3 separate regions of the Homo sapiens genome follow, and all the other regions are linked to region 1. Evidence: chromatin contacts called from ENCODE Hi-C data. All regions are on one chromosome and are shown on one strand. The core of a region is the stretch at or near the end of the contact, and the rest is flanking DNA. Distances in the headings are between cores, read along the strand shown.

Region 1 (2,700 bases), core at 45-2,544:
GGGAGGTTCAGAACTGTTCTCCATTGATTTGCTTAACAAAGATATTTTCATTTTCCACCAAAGGGTTTGGCTGTGAAAACCTTTGCAGAAATAATATTTTAGGAGTTTTTTCCCCCTGTACTGTCAACTGATTTTTAGTAAGCATATGACTTTCTGTATGTATCATCCAATTGATTTAAAAATGAATCAATGAATGTATTTATTGATCGCCTGCCTCGCTTCACAAAGGAATGTGAGGAAGGACACCCAATTTGGCATTGCTGTGTTTCTCTGTATTTGGGTCATGCATTTTTTCTTGCTTTCCACATTGAAAATGTGGTGGATGCAGTAGATTGGCTTTAAGTGTCAGGCCTTCCCTCATTTACTATACCTTTTTGTGTTTCACAAGCTGGAAAGCTACCAACTACATGCTCTAGACATCCTTGCTGCTAATATTCTGCATGTCAGATTGGTCTCACCAATGGCACGCAGCAAAGCAAGATTTGCAGGTGCTGTTTTCTTGCTGCTGGCAAATGCAGCCGTGGAGACCACCGTTTTTTGCAGCACTGTTCCAGTGTCCTGTTAATTGTTCTGTCGGTGTTGAGAGGAGGTTGGGGACCAGGCATGGCAACTTCCTGACGCCATCTTCCTGATTGTGGGCAGCAGCCACAATCAGCAATCTTATCTAGGTAGTCATCCATGGATGTTCAGCTCAGCCCTTCTCCAGCCTTTCCAATGATTTCGAATGTCCCCAATTCCCCCTAACGAATCCCTTTCTGACTAGGAGTAACTAGCTGAGTGCTGCAATGAAATCCTGACTGACAGATTTGTAAACTCTTTGCGGGCAGGAACCCTTGATATAAATAAATGACCTTGCATTTTAATGGAGGGAAGCAGAAGGATAAACAAATGAATAAGTGAAAAGTTTTAATAAGATGGTGATGCGTAAAAAATAAAGCTGGTTAATGGGGAGTGCAGGAAATGAGCGCAGCTGTCTTGCCGTTTTAATCAGATAGGTCAGAGAAGGCTTCTCTACTAGGGTGGCTTTTGACCTGCCTCTCTGTTAGGTCAATTGTGTGCGAGGCCCTGATGGAGTTACTGTGTTAAAATGCAATGATTCAATTACTCCATTACTTAGATACCCTTTAAGTGACACTACGGTTGTCCATCTCCCCGCTATTGAATTGTTTACCCACAGTAAGCATGGCGGGAAGAGCTTCGATCCGACCCTTGAACGCTCAATAAAAATGGCGACAGCACTTCCTGTACTTGCCCTCAACAAAGATGGTGTCAACACTTCCTGTTTAGGGTTTTCGCCATTAACAAAGATGGTGCTTATGGGGCAGGTTCCCTAACAGTCAGGATTCCGGTTGCAGTTTTTCTCCCCCGCCCCAAAGATACGTGGTTGCAGACGTAAGTAACAGGAATCCATCTTTCTTTGAAAGTCCTGCATTGTAGCGTCTGCGACCTGGGCCCTGCGGGGGCTTCCCCGCCCCGCTAACTTGCTCCGCATTTCCGATCCGGGCCAAGGCTGGGTGGCTGCGGCAGTGCCGGAGGCCCGCTCTCCCCTTGGTCCGCTCTTTAGTTCATTCCCAGCACTCCCTCTTTAGCGGGTCAAGTTGCCGCAGAAACCGCCCGTAGTCTTCCTGTTTGATACAAGGGTTTCAGCGGCCGAAGCAGAGCCTTTTTAAATAGTTCCCAATGGGCGCTCACGGCCAAACGTGAACACCTCCCCTCCTCACCTGTCACCTCCTGAACTTTACAGGGTTGCGAGGGGGAGTGTGGGATCGGGTGTCGCCTAGCCGTGGTCGTACTGCCCGGGTGTGTCTGAAGCCCCATCTGTCATCCCTGCCTGCCTTCCCGGTCACTTAACCTTCACTGCCTTACACACAACCAAGCCACAGCACACTGGTGCAGGGGTGGTGGAACTGCACCTTCAAATCGTGCCTGGCTACTGACCAGTGCTGGGGTGTGTGCTTTTTTTGAAAGAAAAAAATCCCATAAAATGTCCCATGCATGTGCGGCCACGACAGTGTTGTGCTGGAGATTCGGAATTCTTAGTGGGAAGGAATGGAGTCTGTGACTGTATATTGTGTAAAGTTTATTGTAGACTGGGCACAAACAACAATTTTCTTAAAGGTGATCGTGTAGAGGACTTTTAGCGAAAAGAGCCTTAAATTCTGAACCTGCTGATTTCTGTCCTGCACTCCTATTACTGATCAGGTTTTGCAAATACTTGTGATCAAAAAAAGGGGACCTGCGTCCACCTTGGCAGTTTCTGCCTTGGTGGTGGTGGTGCAGGTCTGATGAGGGCAATGTGAAAATAAAACCACCATTTCTTCTCCAGCGTGTTAAAATTAGTGCTGCTCTGTAATCTTCAGATAAAAATTGCTTGTTCAGAAGGGTCTCTGACCCACTTTTTTTTTTTCTTTTTCCAAATTTCTTTATTGAACGAGGAATTGAGCTGGGACCCCATTGTGTGAAAAGCAGAAACAGAAAAGATGATTCATCTTCATTGTTGTTCATTATGTTAGGAAACATTCAAAATTAACCTGGCTTGGCTTAATCAGTGAATTAAATACCATGACCTGGCAGTCTGCTATGGTTTAAAGATGTGCTTGACCTGAAGGAACTTACATTGCAGTGACACTGTCTTTAGGGCCACATCAACATGTCTGTAATTTGAGCTGTGATTTTGGCTCTTTCCAGGGAGAAATGGAG
Region 2 (2,700 bases), core at 35-2,534, 1.1 Mb before region 1:
GTCCGTAGATGGCTGTCTTCTTGCTGTGTCCTCAGCAGGTGGAAAAAGAGCTAGCTAGCTTTCTGGGGTCCCTTTTATAAGAACACCAATTCCATTCATAGGGGCTCCACTCTTATGACCTAAATACCTCTCAGAGGCCCTACCTCCCAATATCATCACATTGGGGGTTAGGATTTCAACATGTGAATATTCAGTCCATAGCACCTGCAGAAGGATCTACCTTTAACAGTTCTCTGTTGTCAAATGAATATGGTGTGAGCTACTTACAGGCACATAAGGTACTTTCTAACCTGGCCCCAGCCCTGGTAAGAAACAGACTGGCATAGGTAGTTTGAAGAGAGATTAATAGAAGGACTACAAAGATGTAGGTGGACTCTAGAGAAACTACGAGGGATAGTAATGTGGAAAGATGGGAGGAGGTGCCTGCCCCCCGACCGCAGGCCTAAAGTGGTGGAAAGGAGGAAAGAGAGAGGCTGTGTGGAGAGGGCCCTTGCTGAGACCTTCAGGGAAGGAATGCAGCCAGCTCAAGGCCACCCTGACCCCTCTCCTCTCACCCTTACCTGCGCCCTATTTACTGAATCCAACACAGAGGGAAGATATTGAGGTGGCCCACACAAGCAGCTTTCCATGACACAGAATTGAATAGAGAAGGGTAGTGGACCTGGAGAAACCAACGGAAGATATTCAAACCAATCTCTTTCCAAATTTCTCATTCATTCATTCATTCACTGATACTTTTATTTCTTCATTCAACAACTTCGATTGAGTGCTGTGTCAGGAACTGACTAGGATACTAGAGATACACCAGGAACAAGACAGTTGGTGTCCTGACCCTGATGTCTCATGCTACCTTCCAGAGAAGCAGGTAAAAAACATGGTGAGAGGTAAAATAATTACAGGTCACAATACATTCCTAGTGATAGATGCTGTGATGGGGAATAACAGGGGACTTGCATCAGGGAAAGTGGCCATGGATGATCTTCCTGAGGAGGTAAGACCTGAGGATAGAGAAGGGATTGGCCATGAAAATAGGTTGGGAAGAATATTCTACAAATAAGAAGCAGAATGTGCAGCAGCCCTGAAGTAGAACTCTGCTGTGGTGATCCAGGCACAAAAAGGAACAAGTGTGGCCAGGGTTGGGAAGTAAGAGATGGGCTCGGGACGGTGGGCAGGGACCGCCCCCTGCCAGGCTCCACCAGCTACAGTAAGGAGCTTGGGCAATGACACGTCCTTGAACCAGGGCATTTTGTAAACATCCTTCTGAACTGCTCACCCTGCCAAATATTGTGGCTTTCATGTGTCATGCCTCTGTGCCTTTGCGCATGTAGTGCCCCTGCCTAGAAACTCACCCCCTCTCTTCTACCAGACAGTTACTCATCCTGTGTGACCCAGTTTATATGTCATTTCCTGTGCGAAGCCTTTCTTGGTCTCCTCAGTCTGTCTCAGTCACTTCCTCTTCTGTGCTCCCTTAGCACTTTGTACATGTCTCCCTGCTTTGTCACTATTTGTTTACTGATCATCCCTCTCTCAGGACAGTGAACTCTTTGAAGGCAAAAGCTATTTTACGCTTCTTTGCATCCCTACCCTACTCCACCTCACACCCCCAAGCCCTTGAAGAACTGATACCATGTTCATCTTTGCATCCTCACCCTACTCTTCCCCCAACCCCTAGTTCACCTGGCCCAGGGTGTGCCACGTTAGTAACATCCAAGAATGCATGCTGCATGAATAAAGTTGCAGAAAATAGACCTCCCACTAATTCTGACCTTCAATAGCAATAATACCTGCCCAGAAGAGGCTACCAGTGAATTGTGATGTTTTAAAGCTTCCTGAGCATATAAGACAGCTGCTGGAATCCACTTAAGCAATTAGAAGTTAGATGTTCAACTAGAGTTTACAGGATGCCTTTAATCTATAAAGGATAATAATAGGTAACATTTATTAAATGCTTACTGTATACCAGTCTATTCTAGCAGCTGCACTAGAATGTATTCATTTAATCTTCAGAACAAAACTCTGAGCTGTTTACTCATACTAACCTACTTTACAGATGAGGAAACTGAGGTACAGTGGGGTTAACTGATTCAATGAGGACCACACAGCCAGTAACAGGCAGGACAGGGATTGAGACCCAGGTAGTCCAGCTCCAGAACCCAAACTCTTTTTGCGTGTGTGGATAATTTTTTTTTCTTTTGTTTTTTTGTTTGTTTGTTGTTGTTCCTGTTTTGTTTTGTTTTTGTTTTTTTGAGATGGAGTTTCACTCTTTTTGCTCAGGCTGGAGTGCAGTGGCACAATCTCGGCTCACTGCAACCTCCGCCTCCCGGGTTCAAGCAATTCTCCTCCTCAGCCTCCTGAGTAGCTGGGACTACAGGTGGACACCACCATGCCTAGCTAAGTTTTTGTATTTTTAGTAGAGACAGGGTTTCACCATATTGGCCAGGATGGTCTCTATCTCCTGACCTCGTGATCTGCCTGCCTCGGCCTCCCAAAATGCTGGGATTACAGGCGTGAGCCACCACGCCCAGCCACTTTTTTTTTTAATTTATTTTTTAACTTTTAGTTTCAGGGTTACATGTGCAGGTTTGCTCTATAAATACACTGCATGTCAAGGGAGTTTGGTGTACATATTATTTCATCACCCAGGTAATTACCATACTACCCAATAGGTAGTTTTTTGATTCTCACCCTCCTACCCTCCAC
Region 3 (2,700 bases), core at 118-2,617, 1.9 Mb after region 1:
GCGGAGGTTGTGGTGAGCCTAGATCCACAATTGCACTCAAGCCTGGGCAGCAACAAGAGCGAAACTCCGTCTCAGAAAAAAAAAAAAAAAAAAAAAATCTGATATAACACAGGAAGTTCTTATGTTAACAAAATAGATACAAAATAGCAACAATGTCTAATCAATTCATGTTTGAAAAAAATACCAAATATGTACATTAAGGTTACAACTGCATAAAATGTAGTCATGCAAATAAAGATTAAAGGGATGAATTTGCATAGTTTAATACTCATTTTGTTCTTTTTTCTATATATTTAAGTGCATAATAATTCTGATTCAATAATGACCCCAGTGCACTTCTCCCACTCAAAACATCTAACCTCTATGTTGTACTTTTGCCCACCACCTGAATTTCTCAAATGCATTAAAAGCATTACATGAGGGCATCTCTTAAGATGAAATATTTAAAATTTAAGTATTTCTGGCATGCAATATGGTTTTTCCTGTAATTCCTTGAAAGCAAAATATTAATAATAGAAAAATCAAAACTCTTGCTTTCCTATTATAATGCCATAAAACCATTCTGGAAGGTCGTTTGGGAGATAGGAAGAGTCTTAGTTGCCTCCCTCTGATCTAGTAATTGGGCGGGGTCTTTTAAGGACTAAAATGATGTGAATAAATGAAGAGAAAAAGTGAAATGGGAAGAAAAGCAAAGGCAAGCTGTGTAAGGCATAGGTGGAGAGTGCTGAATAGTGTCTTCAATAAAATGCCTTAATACAATGATGTAAGCTAGGAAGAGGTGCGGAGTGGGAAGGGAAGAGGCTGGAGACAAATTCTCATTACTAGTGTTAGTAATTAAAGAGCAGATGTTTGTAGTTTAGCTTTTTCTTCATACTTATTACTACTTATTCAACTTTGAAATTTCCTCAGCTACCATTTTATTCATGATCTTCACTATCTAGGCCTAAATTATAGCATGCTCTAGCTCATTTCCTGAGCTCCAGAACCTCTCTATTGCAATTTTATTTTTACATAGCAATCATAGTCATTCTTCTCCTTAAATTTTCCTATTTGTTTTTTAACCCGTCTCATCGAATCTAAGCTTTTTACTGTAACATTAAAAAAAAGAAAAGAAAAAAGCCTCCTTCCCTGCCCACCTTCATCAATGATGTCCCCAAACTTACCTATTAAAACCTCAAAATCAGTCTTTCCCCAGGTCGGCCTTTGGATAACTCAGAGGTCAGTCCCTGCAGGATCGCCCAGTTTCCATCAGGGCAAATGCTGATCTCCTAAGTGAAAAGTCCTGGCGGCTGCCTCCAGTGCCCCCCTGCAAATCATTACAAATCAACCTCTTTCAGGTTTGGCTTAAACTCTCACCTCCTGGAAACTGCTTTCCTGAAGTCACAAACCGGGCGTGCAGATCCCCATCCCCCACCCCCAGCAGTGCATTATTATGCAGTCACTGCTTTTGTTCCGAGTTCTGAGCCTGCTTCTATTTGCATCGTAACCTCTTTGGGGGCCGGGACTGTGCACTTGCTCCCTTTCTATACCTCTCCACAGTTCCTAGTACCGGCCAAAAACACTGCTGAAATGCCTAATGAATCAACCAGAAGTTCCTTAGCATAATATAGGAGCGTGGAAGTGATGTTTAGGGGGGCTTCCCTTGCTTCCCTGATCCCCAGATGGAGAGAAATGGCAATTTGCCCTTCCAAGGTAAGCAGTTTCCTAAACCAGATAAAATTTTAACGATTCTGAAACCTAATGGATGTGTAACTACTCAATTCTGAGTTACTACACAAACAGTTTTGCCCTTTGTATCCTGAGAGAAAAGTACGAATGAATTAAAAGAAGACAAAACATTGTAAATTTCATAAACCTCAGAGTGGCTTTTTATGCTTTATGTCGATTTTTAGAATTTCCTAGTCCAGTCTTTCATGAATCGAAGAATATTTCAGGAATCATAATTGCAGACTAAAGAATTTATGAGCTTGTGAAATTTTAGGAATCACTTTTAAGACTTTTCAGAGTTTTACAGACAATGCTCTTACCTAATAACTAATATTCGCTTAACATTTTTTTCAACACCTAAATGCCTGGCACCATGCTAAGCATTGAGATATTCATAGCATTCATTTCAATGGTTATGAGGAGATGAAGGATTGAGCAGAGGAAGTGGGTAAAGAAACGCTAAATAACTCAGCCATAAACTTTTGATTAAGGTGTAGCAACACACTTCAGTTGAACTTTTTAAATGAGAGGAACCCAAACGACCTTAAATTTCTGGCAAATATGAAAGAAAGGAGTTGAGAAAAAAGGAGTATGGAAAAAAGAGCAGCAGATGTAAGCTATGGCCTTAGTGGAGGAAAGTGAGTAGAAGGGGCTTTAGAATTCGCCTTTTTTCTTTAATTCTAAGAATGAGGTTGGTAGCAGGTAAGGAAGGTAAATGCCAGCTGAGTAGATGGTACCAAAGTTGATTTGTTTTTAAAAGACCATTGTTTATTTGGTGGTCTGTCAGGGAAACTTGTACCTTGCAGGTGAATTTCCAACATAGGCCTACTGGAAACTGAAACCCTGAGCCCCAGGGTTTAGGTATAAATGGAAGCAAAATTGTGAAGTGAGTCCATTTCTCCCCCTTTTTAAACATAAACATCCACTCCACCTCCACCCTATACTCAGTTTTTCTTTTCTTTTCTTTTCTTTTTTTTTTTTTTTTTGAGACAG

The links. Hi-C counts contacts between places; a loop is a spot of excess contacts on that map. Pooled maps may share reads with other maps.
Region 2: a loop to region 1 is called in a map of B cell, with 13 times the contacts of the local background. The contact joins the enhancer-like site here to the promoter of CRADD in region 1. A Hi-C loop is called at or near these places in 2 of 168 maps with a recorded cell type or tissue (B cell and naive thymus-derived CD4-positive, alpha-beta T cell) and 7 of 50 pooled maps.
Region 3: a map of CD8-positive, alpha-beta T cell shows a loop between it and region 1 (15-fold over the local background). The contact joins the promoter of USP44 here to the promoter of CRADD in region 1. A Hi-C loop is called at or near these places in 3 of 168 maps with a recorded cell type or tissue (B cell, CD8-positive, alpha-beta T cell and naive thymus-derived CD4-positive, alpha-beta T cell) and 5 of 50 pooled maps.

The regions. Positions count from the first base shown.
Region 1 is chr12:93,676,081-93,678,780 of GRCh38, forward strand. CRADD (CARD and death domain containing adaptor protein) reads left to right here and starts at 1,295. Exons shown (of 3, transcript NM_003805.5): 1 at 1,295-1,392; 2 at 2,689-2,700. The coding sequence starts at 2,695. RefSeq lists enhancers at 536-1,351, 1,140-1,379, 1,352-2,166.
Region 2 is chr12:92,592,672-92,595,371 of GRCh38, forward strand. The region is part of intron 1 of LOC105369905 (a long non-coding RNA gene); the gene reads left to right. Among named protein-coding and RNA genes, the nearest start is that of PLEKHG7, 110 kb to the right of the region's middle. RefSeq lists enhancers at 589-1,788, 1,028-1,127. Within about 2 kb of position 1,285, at least 14 of the 41 ENCODE cell types and tissues checked have a DNase peak (open chromatin) inside an H3K27ac peak, as active enhancers do; they include B cell, where a contact is called at or near this core.
Region 3 is chr12:95,550,109-95,552,808 of GRCh38, forward strand. It overlaps USP44 (ubiquitin specific peptidase 44), which reads right to left and starts at 1,368. Exons shown (of 6, transcript NM_032147.5): 1 at 1,164-1,368.